4 separate regions of the Homo sapiens genome follow, and all the other regions are linked to region 2. The links are chromatin contacts, found by Hi-C or POLR2A ChIA-PET in ENCODE. All regions are on one chromosome and are shown on one strand. The core of a region is the stretch at or near the end of the contact, and the rest is flanking DNA. Distances in the headings are between cores, read along the strand shown. Region 1 holds the start of NDC1 (NDC1 transmembrane nucleoporin). Region 2 holds the start of BTF3L4 (basic transcription factor 3 like 4). Region 3 holds the start of LRRC42 (leucine rich repeat containing 42). Region 4 holds the start of LRP8 (LDL receptor related protein 8).

Region 1 (2,878 bases), core at 12-2,511, 1.8 Mb after region 2:
AACAACCCAAATACCCACATACTGATGAATGGATAAACAAAATATGTGGTATGTCCATACAGTGGATTATTCAGCCACAAAAAGGAATGAAGTACTCATGCATGCTAAACATACACCAGGCACGATGGCATGCACCTGATGTCCCAAATAGTTAGGCGGCTGAGGCAGGAGGACTAGTTGAGCCCAGGAGCTCAAGACCAGGCTGGAGAAGATATCGTATCTCTATTATAAAAATAATTTTTAAAAAAATTTTAGAGGCCAGGCACGGTGGCTCACGCCTGTAATCTCAGCACTTTGGGAGACCGAGGCGGATGACTCACTTGAGGTCAGGAGTTCAAGACCGGCCTGACCAACATGGTGAAACCCCATCTCTACTAAAAATACAAAAATTAGCTGGGCGTAGTGGTGCGTATCTATAATCCCCGCTCCTCGGGAAGCTGAGGCAGAACTCCTTGAACCCTGGAGGCGGGGGTTGCAGTGAGCCGACAACGCGCCATTGCACTGCAGCCTGGGCAACAGGGAGCGAGCCTCCGGCTCAAAAAAAAAAAAAGATAAGACTTACGGACCCAAAAGTTTTTAGTTTGGAATACAGGGGAGATGGCAGTGCACTGGGATAGAAGCACTTTTCCAAAAGGGATCTTTCTCCTCTTTCTCTTTGCACTCCAGAGAAGCGATGTAGTACTGTTAATTCCGTAACTTTAAGGAGGAAGTACTATTCCACTCAGCTCAGTCCCATTCTACCTTACAAAGAACACCTGCCCTGCTTACTGGACCCTAACCCCAGCCTCTACTAATGCCACATTTCTTTCCAATTCCGTGCATTCCTTCCCACTTCTTAACGAAACAAATTAAGTTATTTATTTTGCACCTACTGGATACGGTACCCTTGCGTAAAACTCCGCCTCACTCCCTATTCCAATTTCCATTCAGTCCATCCGTCCCACTCTGACCAGCTTCCTTCCACTCAGGACCCCTCTCCTACCCCGTAACCAACTTCCACTCAGGACTTCCCACAACCCTGCAATCAGTCCCCCAAGTGGTGCCTTCCCCACGCGTTCTCTCCACGCTGCCCCGGGACCGGCCCTCCCCCGCCCAGCGCGCACGCGCGATCAGAGCTTGCCCGCCCGGCCCGACCCTGGCAGTGCGTGCCACAGTGCACGCCGCACTCACGCGCCACAGTATGTCCCGCGACCTGCCGGCGCAGGGCCGGCTCACGGCCGTGGCCATGGAGATGGCGGCCCCTAGTCTAGGGCGTACAGGAGACCGTGCGCCCGCCCGCCACCGCAGTTCAAAGGCAGGAAGGCCCCAGGAGGACCCTGCTGGGTCTGCCTCAAACGCTGCCTGAGCGAAGCCCGGCCCAGGCTCCAACCCATCCCTGCGAGGCTTCGTCTGGACAAGCTCAACAGGCCAGGACTGCCGCGCAGACACGTCCCGCAAACGCGGCTGTAACTCCAGGAACCGCCCTCTGGCGACCAAACGGTCCCTTCGAAGCAGGGTCCAGCGGGGCGCCAGAAGCAGGTGGCGGCGCTGCATGCTGGGAACTGTAGTCTCGACGGCCCCCTGAGAGGAAGTAGGAGGAATGTTGCATTCTGGGACTCGGAGTTCCAAAGTACAGAATGCTGGGAGTCAAGGTCTTCCTGGAGGTGCCTTGAGGCATGCTGGGAATAGTAGTCTTTTATAAAGCCGATAACAGCCACAGTATTGATTGACTGGAATTCTTCAGTTAGAGCTAGCAAAATGATCTGCCCTCATTTCTCCCTATTACTTTATAAGTCACCTAAAAGTGAAACCAAAGGATGTGGTGGTCTTCTCCACAATAGGTACGCAGTAATTTTACTGAAATAAAAAAAAAATTCTCTAGAGATGCCTTTGGTTTCATAAAATCTGGTTTCTACTTCCAGATCTGCCACTTGCTAAATTGAATATTTTTATCTTCTCTGAGCCTCCATTTCTTCAACAGTAAGATAAGGATGAAAATAAAAATATCCTGGTGATGTTGTGAGGATGTAAATAATATGCTATACAAATGTTATCATTAATATACTGCCAGTAAGAAAAAAGGTGTTTCACCAACCCAAGTTTCACCTAATGAAGTCTTCTCAGTGCTTTAGACCTCAGTGAGATCTCTGGATGCATATCGCTAACGCCTTTTTATGCTCAATCACATGCCACAGTCAACATGCAATACTCAAGACAGAAATAGATTCAGTGATTTACTGACTAAGGAAATGCATAGGCTGGTGAGAGGAATTGAGATCACACCTACTGCTCTGCAACGTTTGCTAACAATGGCTTCCTGAATGCTTTAAGATTATATCCTATTCACTTCCAAAATCATGTTACTATCAATCATGTCTAAAGCACTGTAGGACAAACTGGGAATACAACTGATAGATCAAGTCTCTGCCGTGAAGAGATCTATCCGGTGGTGGAGAAAACTTGTAAAGAATTAGTCCAGGCCAGGCACAGTGGCTCACACCTGTAATCCCAGCACTTTGGGAGGCCAAGGCAGGAGGATCACAAGCCAGGAGTTTGAGACCAGCCTGGGCAACATAGTGAGACCTCATCTCCACAAAAACAACAACAACAACAACAACAAACTTTTTTTTAAATTAGCCGGGTGTAGTGGTGCACACCTGTAGTCCAAGCTACTCCATAGACTGAGGCAGGAGAATTGCTTGAACCTGGGAGGTTCAGGCTGAAGTGAGCAGTGATGGCGCCATCACACTCCAGACTGGGCCATAGAGTGAGACCCTGTCCAAAAAAAAAAAAAATCAGTCCAAATGCGTGTTCATAAAGACACCTCAGGTTCTAAGGTTCTTGTGGTAGAGACTACTCGTTGTCTGCCTCAATATCTATTCTCCCCTTCTTTCATAAT
Region 2 (3,127 bases), core at 37-2,536:
GCCCATTATGTCCATCAGAAGAGATGACGAGGAGCAGGAAACTGAAGCCCAGCAAACAGGTGGCCCCGAGACGAGGCCGCGTCTCCATGGCAGTAGGTGCGCGGGGCCACGGGGCTGAGCGGACGCAGGGCCGGAGTCCCAGCAGACGGTCCACACAGTTCGCCGAGCGCCGCTCAGCACAACACCTCTACTTCCCAGATTTTTTTTTTTCAAACTCTGAAGGAAGTGATGTTAGACGGATGTGGGTGGTGCCTCCGGGGTCCGGTTTGGGATGGAGTGAGCTTAAAGGTGCAGATCACGTAGAAGGGTACGAGAGCTGTTCTCGAGCGCGAGTTGCTTTTCGTGGATTCTGGGTGTCCAGGTCCCGGGACGGAGCGGGAAAATGTAGGCCAAGATAGTAGGGGCGGGGGAGAGGTTCGGGAGAACCGTTGCTCCTCGCGTCCGCCACCCAGTCCAGCCCCTCCCCCCAAGAACCGCTGCACTTCCTAGTCAAAAGCAAATTATTGATTCGTGAGGTCAGTCGCTCCCAACAGTGGGCGGATTGCCCACTGGCCTCGGATTCTCCTTACCCCTCCACAAATCAAGACTGGACAACTGGATTTCATTGTTAGGTTCCTGCGAGGGTCTCTGAGGAGACCTGGCAAGCCTGTTCTGCGGTGCGTGGGCTCGTGCCGTGCAGACATGCACTTTCCCGCTGGAGAAGCTCTGTACCTTATTTTTCCTTGCAACCGCAAATCTTCTACTCAGGGATGATGCAACCAACTGATGCAAGCTCCAAGAAAACCAAACTTGGGACCTCTTATTGCAAAACTGACTTAGGTGGACTTAGGACACCAGGATATAAGTCACTGCAGGCTAAAGTGTAAAGCTTCTGGTTATTTTTCTTGTAGCTTGAGGATTTCTTCCCAATTTTTCCCCTTCGCTGTATAACAAACAGGTGAAAATGTCCGGTCTTTTTCTTCCTGGTACTAGTTGAGTCCTAAAGTCCGTACTTAATGCATAGCGAAAAAGCGACCTAACAAAAGTACACACCCAAATAAAAACATACCGACCACCCTTTTATTAGGTTCCCTAAAATTGTAGGCAGGGACACAACAGAACGCTCGGGAGACTGCAAGCCCCAGGATGCCGCGCGGCCACCTGCACCTGCCGCCACTAGCACTAAGAGGGATGCGCAAAGCAGGCGGGGCGTTGGAGTTCAGATGTTCGCTCCCGGGATAGGCTGCCCCGGAGAGGGAGAGGCGGGGTCGGCTGTATCACGTGGATCTGCTCCCGCCGCCGCCGCCGCCGCCGTCGTCTTTCTCTGTCTCGGCTGAGGCAGCCATCTTTCTCTTGCCGCGTGCTGGTGTTGGAGGACCCTCCCTGCTTCAGGTGAGACCCCCGGCGGTCCCGCCACTTCACGGCCATAGGCCGCTGCGCACGGTCTCCCCCCGCCCTCCCCTTCCGACACCCGCCAACCGCTCAGGCTGCCACTTCCGCCGTGGTGCGGCGAGCGGGGGCGGAGGCGGCTGGCTTGGCCTGTCGGTTACCGGCGGCGCAGCTGGGGGTCGGCACCTGTGGGAAGGTCCCCAGCACCACCGCCCCCTGTGGGAGCGAGCGGGCCCGCCCTGTTGCCGCCCAGACCCTGTCCCAGGAGGCAGGTGGACGCCCCTCCTCTGTTCCATTACTCCTTGCTCACAACAGCAGTGTTGTGTGCTTTGAGCTTTATACAGGCTCTCTGTTGTCATCTCATTTGATGCTCCCAGTCTACAGATAGGGAAGCTGAGGTTACCACTTCCCGCCCTTGAGTCCAGGGAACCGAACTCAGTTACAGCACTCTTCACCTTGTAATGGCAGTGTTTGTTTACAAGTCGGCGTCCCTTGCCCATCTTTATAACCCCCCTCCCACTGCCTGCTGACCGACAGGCTCAGTGTTGCACAGCTAGTGAATGGCGGTTTCAACTTCCGTTCCCACATTCTTGCAGTTTACCATAGTTGTCCCCTCGGGAGTGGTAACAATAGTTACCAGTAACTGTGTATCTTCTGTGAACCATTCCCTGTGGTTGATAATGTTTTAACCCTCAAAACAACCCTGTGAAGTACGTGGTGTTATACCTTTCCAAATGCAGGAGGAATACAAGTTCAGAGAAGAAAAATACCTTTCCCAACTGGTAGAACCTTGGTCTTTCTGATTCCAAAGCCTGTGCTTGTCTTAGAGAAACCCTACATAATAAAAAGTCAGGACTCAAGGTTGCAATTATTTTTATCTCTGTGTAAACATGATGTATGTGAAAGTGCCTACCACAATGCTTCTAACTTAGGCACTTAATAAATATAAACCTGTTTACACCCTTTCTTGAGTCCTTGAGAACAGTGCTAAAAGATCCTGGAATCCCCAAGGAAGAACTCATTAATCATGTGGCTTTAGGAAGTTACTTCTCCCTTTTGGGCCTAGGAAGGGACTTCTCCCTTCTGGGCCCTTATTTCCTAATCTATTAAGATGGGAGGGAGGGAACTGTTTCGTTTGTAATTTATACTTTGCTGGTGCTAGCAGATGTTGAGATGACATCACAGATAGGAATGATGGGTGCAATAAAGTAGAGGTTGATTGAGAATAGAGAATTAAACCAGGTGATCTTGGAGGTCTACTCCAGATTCTGAGCTTGACATCGCATAGACTGAGTCCAGTCCTCTTTCCTACTTGAATTCCACACACCACAACTTGCCAAGAAACAAAAGACTACTCTTGTTCCTCCCCTACTGCCTTGAGCTCTCAGTCTCCCTAAAATCATTTTTCTCTGAGATACTCCTTAGGAACAAAATTTCTCAATTCTGTTGTCCTGACCACCTGGAATGGAATCTGTTCTTTCATCTATACCTTGATTTGAAGAGTTAATTTTGTTCTTGCTTTTATTTCAAACAAGTCAAGACTTTGTCTTGGCATCCCAACCTCTGTCTGTTCTCTTGGGAATTGTTACTTCAAAATGCAGAAGAATCCCAAAGGGTTTACCAAGTATCTAGGTCTAATGTTTTTCCTTAGCCCCTTTTTTTTTGCAATAAATTCCTTTGGCTCTTTGTTAGTTCACTACACTCTCATGGCCACATTCCTTTGAGAAAAGTGAATGTTGGTCCTTTTCTGTGGATATTT
Region 3 (2,925 bases), core at 404-2,903, 1.9 Mb after region 2:
AGCAAGGCAATTTCCTCAGGGCCGCAGTTTACCAAAGGTGGTACACTCTGGGGTGCTATCCTTTCCATTTTTTACAATCCCTGACCCTGGTATTCCCTGATGCCTTATCCTGTCTTCTAAACCAGTGCCACTGGTTTCGTCCCCAGTTCACCCTTTCATCGCTAGCTCACATGCCCTTTGTGGTCCTTCTTTCCCCAAACCTCTTCAGGTCAAGTCCTTAGAGGACCTTCTCCCTGACCAGCTCCCTTGGTTCTGGTGCTACAGCTGGACTCCTCACGCTCTTTCTTCAAGCATCATCCATTGGGAACGTGGTGTACTTTAGAAAACACGGACCCGGCCTAAGGCTTCTGTCTCCGAGGGGCCAGGGCCACGGCTTCCAAGGCAAACCAGCCCTGGCACCACCTTCTCACCTCCATCCCAAACCCTCCTCCTCAGTTCAAGGCCCTAAAGCCTCAGACTTGTGGAGGCCCGCCCCAAATTATGTAAAGAATATATAAATGCCCCCGACCTTAGGTACAATTTATAGCTAGATGTGTTACGTTGCGGCTGACAGCTTACATTACATTTTGGTAGACTAATTAATTTCGATTTACAACTGGTTTTCCCTTTTGGGGGGTCAAGACGCTATTTCTGGCCTCAAAGAGTTTCGTGGGCTGGTAGTGGCGCTTCCAGGGTCTAGAGGAAAAGGCGGGCCCGCGTCAGACCTCCCGCCGCGGCCCTTCCACGCCTCCCGCCGCGCGTCTCTTCACCACCCCTCCACTGTTGCTCCCTTCCCACCAACATCCCCGTCCTTCTGCCTTGCCCGGCCAGGCCCCCATACCCTCTGGTGCCAGCCTGCCTACCCCGCTACCCGCTCACCTGGGACTCCCGTTAGCTCTGGGCGCCGGACCTTCCGGGCTCGAAACCTCCCTTGCGCCCCGCCCCACGCAGAGCGTCCCGACCCGCAGCTCCGCCTGCTCGCCGCGGCCTCCGTGGAGTCCGGGGTCGCGCGCGCTCCAACTCTGAAATCTTCGCGCCACGCCTCCCACAAGCCCCGTCCCACCCTCAGCCCCGCCCCTTCGCCGCGGCCACCGCTGAGTTTCCGGGCGCGCGCTCCTACCCCGAGCTCTTTGCGCCACGACTCCCACAGGCCCCGCCCTGCCCTCAGCCCCGCCCCACCCCGCCACCGCGGCCTCCACCGAGTTCCCGGGCGCGCTCGCTCCACCGAGTTCCCGGGCGCGCTCGCTCCTACCCCGAGCTTTTCGCGCCACGCCTCCCAGAGGCCCCACCCCGCCTCAGCCCCGCCCCCTCGCGGCGGCCTCGGCCCCTCCTACCCCTAGCTCTTAGCGCCACGCCTCCCACAGGCCCCGCCCACAATCGGCCCCGCCCTCTCCGGCTCCCATTACTTCGCGGGCCAAGATGCGAAACCACTCCTGTGCGCCTTTCCCCAGGCCAGTCCCGGGGCGCGCGCTGCCTACCCTCCCCCAGCTCAGCTCTATCCCCGGGGCCCGCAGGACCCAGGGGACCCACCCTCCCGCGAGCACGCACGCGCAGGGCCCACCTCTGCGAGTTCCAAACCCTCGGCCCTCGGGTCGCCTGCCCTGGGCCTGGCCCCGCCTCCAGGTCCGGCCCCGCCTTCGTGCCGGGGCCCGCGCACGCGCGCCTCCCCGGCCCAGCCTTGCTCCCGCCCCCGCCGGTCCCGCGGTCCCACGGCGCCTGGTTGCCCCCAGCCCCCTCCCTCCTCCCACCTTCACTGTGTCCCACCCTTCCTAGCTTTGTGCCCGGGGTGCTGAGCCCTTCCCCGTCAGCCGGGCCGCGGGAGGAGGGAGCCGTCACCGAGGAGCTGCCGCTCGCTGCCCCGGGCAGGGGCACAGGTAGGTGGCGGCCGCGGGCCGGGCCGCTCGCGGGGCCCCGGGTTGCGTGTGGGAGCGGGGGCGGGGTGTTAGGGAGGGGCGGGGTGGGGGAGGGGACGCCCCAGAGGGACGGCGGGGCGCGGGTTGAGGGGAGGATGAGGTATACTGGTGGGGGCGATGGGTTTAAGGGTGGCGTAGGGGTGCGGGGGCAGGCTATGGGGACGTGTGAGAATTGGGGTTCGGGGCCTGGGTGGGACAGGGAGCAGGATTAGCCTGGGTGGACTCGGGGAGAGGCATGCTTGGGGAGAGAGCGGGAAGAAGGAAGGGGGAAGGGAATGGGATTTTAGGGGTTCAAGGAGGAAACGAGATAGGATAGGAATAGAGAGGGTGGGGTCTTGGGGGCAGGGAAGAAAAGTTGGGGGTGTGGAATGCCAAGTTGGGGATAGTGAGGCGTGAAGGAAGAGGGTCTTGAAGATTGAGAACAGAAGGCAAGGAAAGGGATGGAGAGATTGGGGTCCTAGGAGAGGGAAGCCCCTAGAGTGGGAAGAAGGGAAGAATAGATGGTGAAGGAGAGGAGTGGGGGGTGGAGGAGTGTGGGGAAGGAAGGGGAGGCAGGTGAAGGTTGGGAGATCGGAGGTTGGAAGGTTGGGTCTGTGGGACAGCAAGCCACCTTTCACCAGGGGCTCGGAAGGGCTGGAAGGGTCTGAAGGTTGAAAGGGGCAGGAGAGCTGGGGTGGGCGAAGGGAGTGGGGTTAGGATTTTTGGTGTGAGAAGCGCTAGAATTGGTAAGAGTGTCACGTTGTGGGAGAGACTGGCATGTTCTTGGAGGGAAGTAGGGAGCCTGAAAGGGTATGGGTGAGAAGGCAGGTAGGAAAGTGCATATTATAGGAAAAAAGTAGTGAGGAAAGTTGAAAATTGAAGAATGGGGACACACAGAACAATGAAGGTGGATTGTTGGTTATTGGTGGTTTAGAACTACCCATAGTTTAGTTTCTGTTTAGGTTTTTATGTTAGAAATTTTCCCAAGAATACTGCATTTTCAGATAAACCAAAAGTGTCTGCAGCCTTGGGATGAAGGCCATGGGTTGGCAGA
Region 4 (3,055 bases), core at 1-2,500, 1.3 Mb after region 2:
CCCCACCGTTCCTTTTCTCTCCCCGGGTCTGAGCTCCCTGGCCCGCCACTCACGGCAGTCGTCCTCGTCGCTGTGGTCTAAGCAGTCATCGTCCTCGTCGCATCTCCACACAGAGGGGATGCAGCGCTCGTTCCGGCACTGGAATTGGTCCTTTTCGCAATCCTTGGCCGGCCCTGCGAGGGGGAGGGAGCGTGAGCTGGATCAGCGGACTCGGCCCCACTCCCCACCATGCAGTCCGGGCCACCCGGAAGGACCCGCTGGGGAGGAGGAAAGGGGGCGATTATGGAGACCCCGGGGGCTTCAGGCACACTCCATCCAAAGGGAGGGCACGATGGCAGGGGTTCCGTGGATGTCGGGCCGCTCGGTGGCACGGCGAGACCAGGCACCTACTTAAAGTGTCACACGACCTGGGTATACCCTCCATTCAGACGCACTCACCCGCACACGCGACCCATAGTCAGAGATCTGCTCAGATACAGCCCATAGGGAGTCCCCGCGCCCGCGCGCCAGGCGCAGTGGGAGCCGCAGGCACATCACCCTGGCAGGCAGCCCCCTCTCTCTCCGCCGCGCGCAGGGGTCTGCGGAAACGCATTGTCAAGCGGAGAAGCCGCCCGGCTCTGCTCATTACCGCCGCGGAGCGCGCGTGTCAAATAAACCCCAACGGCGAGAATCACACAGCTCATCCGGAACCATGAATGGCCGCCCCTCCGGCAAAGTTCCCCGCTGGCCAAGCCCCCCTGCACCCCTCCCCCAAGATCCGCTGCCCAGAGGGCAGAGCCCTCAACACCGAGGCCCGCGGGGGCGGGGGGCCGAGGGCAAATTCAGGAATAGCCGCTTCGCGTGGAGCCTGTCCGCCCGGGAGCCCCCGATAGCCCCGGGTTCTGGACCCCTCCCCGCTCCGGCCTCCCGGCCGCGCTTTGTTGGTGGCTAGGGCGGAGCAGAGCCGAGTCAGAGACCGGCTGCACGCACCTTGGCCGCCGAGCAGCGGATCAGCCGCTGCCGCCGCAAGATGCTGGAGCTGCAGCAGCAGCAGCAGCAGCAGCAGCAGCAGCAGCGCCAGAAGCCGGAGAGGGCCCGGCTCGGGGAGGCCCATGGCGGGCCCGGGGCTCCGGCCGCCGCGCCCCGCGCTCCCCGCGCCGCCGCCGCCGCGTCTCAGCCCTCCGAGTCCTTGCCGCGGCGCCGGGGTTGCCGCTGCCCCCGCCGCCGCCGCCGCCGCCGCTGCCGCCCGCCCCGGCTCCTCGGCTGCATTTCAAGCAGGTTCGGTGACGCTCGGCGGCGGGGCGGGCTCAGGCTGGGCGCGCGGCCCCGGCCCTGGGCGGCCGCCGCCAGCGCGCGCGCTCCCTCCCGCTGCCGCCTCCGCCCCACGCTCCCCCTGCCGCCGCCTCCTCGCCCTCCTCCCTCCTGTCTTTCGTCCACTCTTCTCTCAGCGGGCGCTCCACGGCCCTGCTCTGGGCTCGCCTGAGTGCTGGGCTCTGCAGACGCAGGGATGGGCCAGGCGAGCCCCTCACCACGGAGGTAGCAGGTCCAGAGGAAGCAGCAGAGGCTTCCTGGAGGAGGTGACAGGCGGATCAGAGGCTGAGGGATGTCTAGGAGTGAGCCTGGGCGGGAGGGGAAATGATGTTACAGGACGAACAGGCCTGTGCAGTGTGCGCGTGGGGCGGGGGAGGGAGGGATAGGGGTGAGATCCCAAGATGTGGATGAGCAGGGAGAAGCTGGGGGCGCAGGGCTGGACCCCTGCACCTGTCATGGGCTCCGGCTGGGATATTATAAATCCCTGTGGCTGGTTTGGTTTCCGTGCCATGTGCATCTGTGCATGTTGCACGCTCATGTGATCATGGGGACGTGAGGCAGGTGGATTGGGCCTGGTGCACAGACTATTCATCGTCGTTAAGTACGCTCCAGGCCCCTAGTCAGAGGGGCAACCAGGGGGGGCCCGCAGGGAAGACAAGGAATCCTCGCTGTGATGGAGAAAGACGAGGTCTGTGGGGCGGGCCGGGCGGGGGGGAAGGGGAGGGCACGGAAGGGATGCCATCCCTGCCGCTAGGGGCCGCGCACCTAGGCCCGCGCTGTCCGCCCCTGCTGTCTTCTGCAGGAAGGAGAAGGCACCTCTTCCTCTGGAGGGCTGCAGCCCGCCTCACCCACACTGGGGAGAATGGGTGCGGAGAGCGAGCTGGGATTCGATTTCAGCCTCAGACTTGTGAGCCGGGTCCAACCCACACAACCTTCTTTAGAGAATGAGATTCCAGGGCATTGGCCACTCAAAACAACCGGCCTGCAGGTGCCAAGAGCCAGTGTTAGGTCCACCCTCCCTCCCCTCTTGCCCCTTCACCTCCCTCGCGGATGGGCAGGTGCTGTTAGCCCTTGGCCTGGAAACCACCCTGTCTCCTCAGCAGCCTCCTGAGCCGTAGTCCCCCAAAGGGCAGCCCAGCGGCAATATCTGTGGCCACCCCACCAGAAAGGGACTTAGATCCCCAGAGAGCCCGGCACGGTGCTCCTGCCATCATCACCCCTCCTGTCCCTTGTTCATTCAGTCATTCAGCAAGCATTTCAGGCCCTGTTCTGTGCCAACCCTGTGCTGGGCCTGCGGGTACCAAGGTGAATCAGGCATGGTGCCAGCCCCGGAGAGGTCCCTGACCTGTGGGGAGACAGACCATTAGCACACAGACAACGAAATGCAGGCGTCCTTTCACCTATATGTGCCAAACGCCCTTCAAGGCTCAAGGATACAGTGGAAACAGATAAGGTTCCTCCCTGCTCTCCTGCAGTTATGTCTTAGTTGGAAGAGATACACACAAAAGCAGGAAAACAAAAGATTATTTCAGGTCATCATAACTTCTATGGAAAAAACAAAACAGACCCAGGTGAGAGCAATGGGGGTAACTGTAGAGGTGATCAGGCAAGGCCTCACAGAGGAGGTGACATTTCACTGAATGGCAAGATGGATCCTGACCCATGAAGATCAGGCGGAAGGGCATTCTTGGCAAAGGGAATGGCAATCAAGGTGGGCCGGGGCCTGATGACAGGGAAGGAGTGGGTGCCTCAGGTGAGGCTGGAG

What was found. A loop is a pair of places that touch in the nucleus more often than their neighbours do. ChIA-PET counts read pairs that join two places held with the same protein, here RNA polymerase II (POLR2A). Pooled maps may share reads with other maps.
Region 1: a loop to region 2 is called in a map of OCI-LY7, with 7 times the contacts of the local background. The contact joins the promoter of NDC1 here to the promoter of BTF3L4 in region 2. A Hi-C loop is called at or near these places in 4 of 168 maps with a recorded cell type or tissue (CD4-positive, alpha-beta T cell, CD8-positive, alpha-beta T cell, OCI-LY7 and 1 more) and 11 of 50 pooled maps.
Region 3: a map of CD8-positive, alpha-beta T cell shows a loop between it and region 2 (16-fold over the local background). The contact joins the promoter of LRRC42 here to the promoter of BTF3L4 in region 2. A Hi-C loop is called at or near these places in 5 of 168 maps with a recorded cell type or tissue (CD4-positive, alpha-beta T cell, CD8-positive, alpha-beta T cell, gastrocnemius medialis and 1 more), 1 of 37 single-sample maps with no recorded cell type and 15 of 50 pooled maps. POLR2A ChIA-PET finds 5 or more read pairs at or near these places in 1 of 52 experiments (GM12878).
Region 4: a map of CD8-positive, alpha-beta T cell shows a loop between it and region 2 (8-fold over the local background). The contact joins the promoter of LRP8 here to the promoter of BTF3L4 in region 2. A Hi-C loop is called at or near these places in 4 of 168 maps with a recorded cell type or tissue (CD8-positive, alpha-beta T cell, OCI-LY7 and naive thymus-derived CD4-positive, alpha-beta T cell), 4 of 37 single-sample maps with no recorded cell type and 12 of 50 pooled maps.

What each region holds. Positions count from the first base shown.
Region 1 is chr1:53,837,035-53,839,912 of GRCh38, forward strand. It overlaps NDC1 (NDC1 transmembrane nucleoporin), which reads right to left and starts at 1,262. Exons shown (of 18, transcript NM_018087.5): 1 at 1,171-1,262. The coding sequence starts at 1,227. RefSeq lists a silencer at 1,016-1,145 and an enhancer at 1,256-1,735.
Region 2 is chr1:52,055,009-52,058,135 of GRCh38, forward strand. BTF3L4 (basic transcription factor 3 like 4) reads left to right here and starts at 1,287. Exons shown (of 6, transcript NM_152265.5): 1 at 1,287-1,371. It overlaps TXNDC12 (thioredoxin domain containing 12), which reads right to left and starts at 183. Exons shown (of 7, transcript NM_015913.4): 1 at 1-183. The coding sequence starts at 88. RefSeq lists silencers at 207-611, 1,472-1,711 and enhancers at 777-1,490, 1,491-2,202.
Region 3 is chr1:53,944,697-53,947,621 of GRCh38, forward strand. LRRC42 (leucine rich repeat containing 42) reads left to right here and starts at 1,654. Exons shown (of 9, transcript NM_001256409.2): 1 at 1,654-1,853. IFT25 (intraflagellar transport 25) reads right to left here and starts at 1,003. Exons shown (of 6, transcript NM_016126.4): 1 at 859-1,003. RefSeq lists a silencer at 900-1,969.
Region 4 is chr1:53,326,820-53,329,874 of GRCh38, forward strand. LRP8 (LDL receptor related protein 8) reads right to left here and starts at 1,251. Exons shown (of 19, transcript NM_004631.5): 1 at 970-1,251; 2 at 54-173. The coding sequence starts at 1,093. It overlaps LRP8-DT (LRP8 divergent transcript), which reads left to right and starts at 1,414. Exons shown (of 3, transcript NR_131923.1): 1 at 1,414-1,556. RefSeq lists silencers at 1-232, 748-917, 968-1,117, 1,188-1,387 and enhancers at 298-407, 1,458-1,687.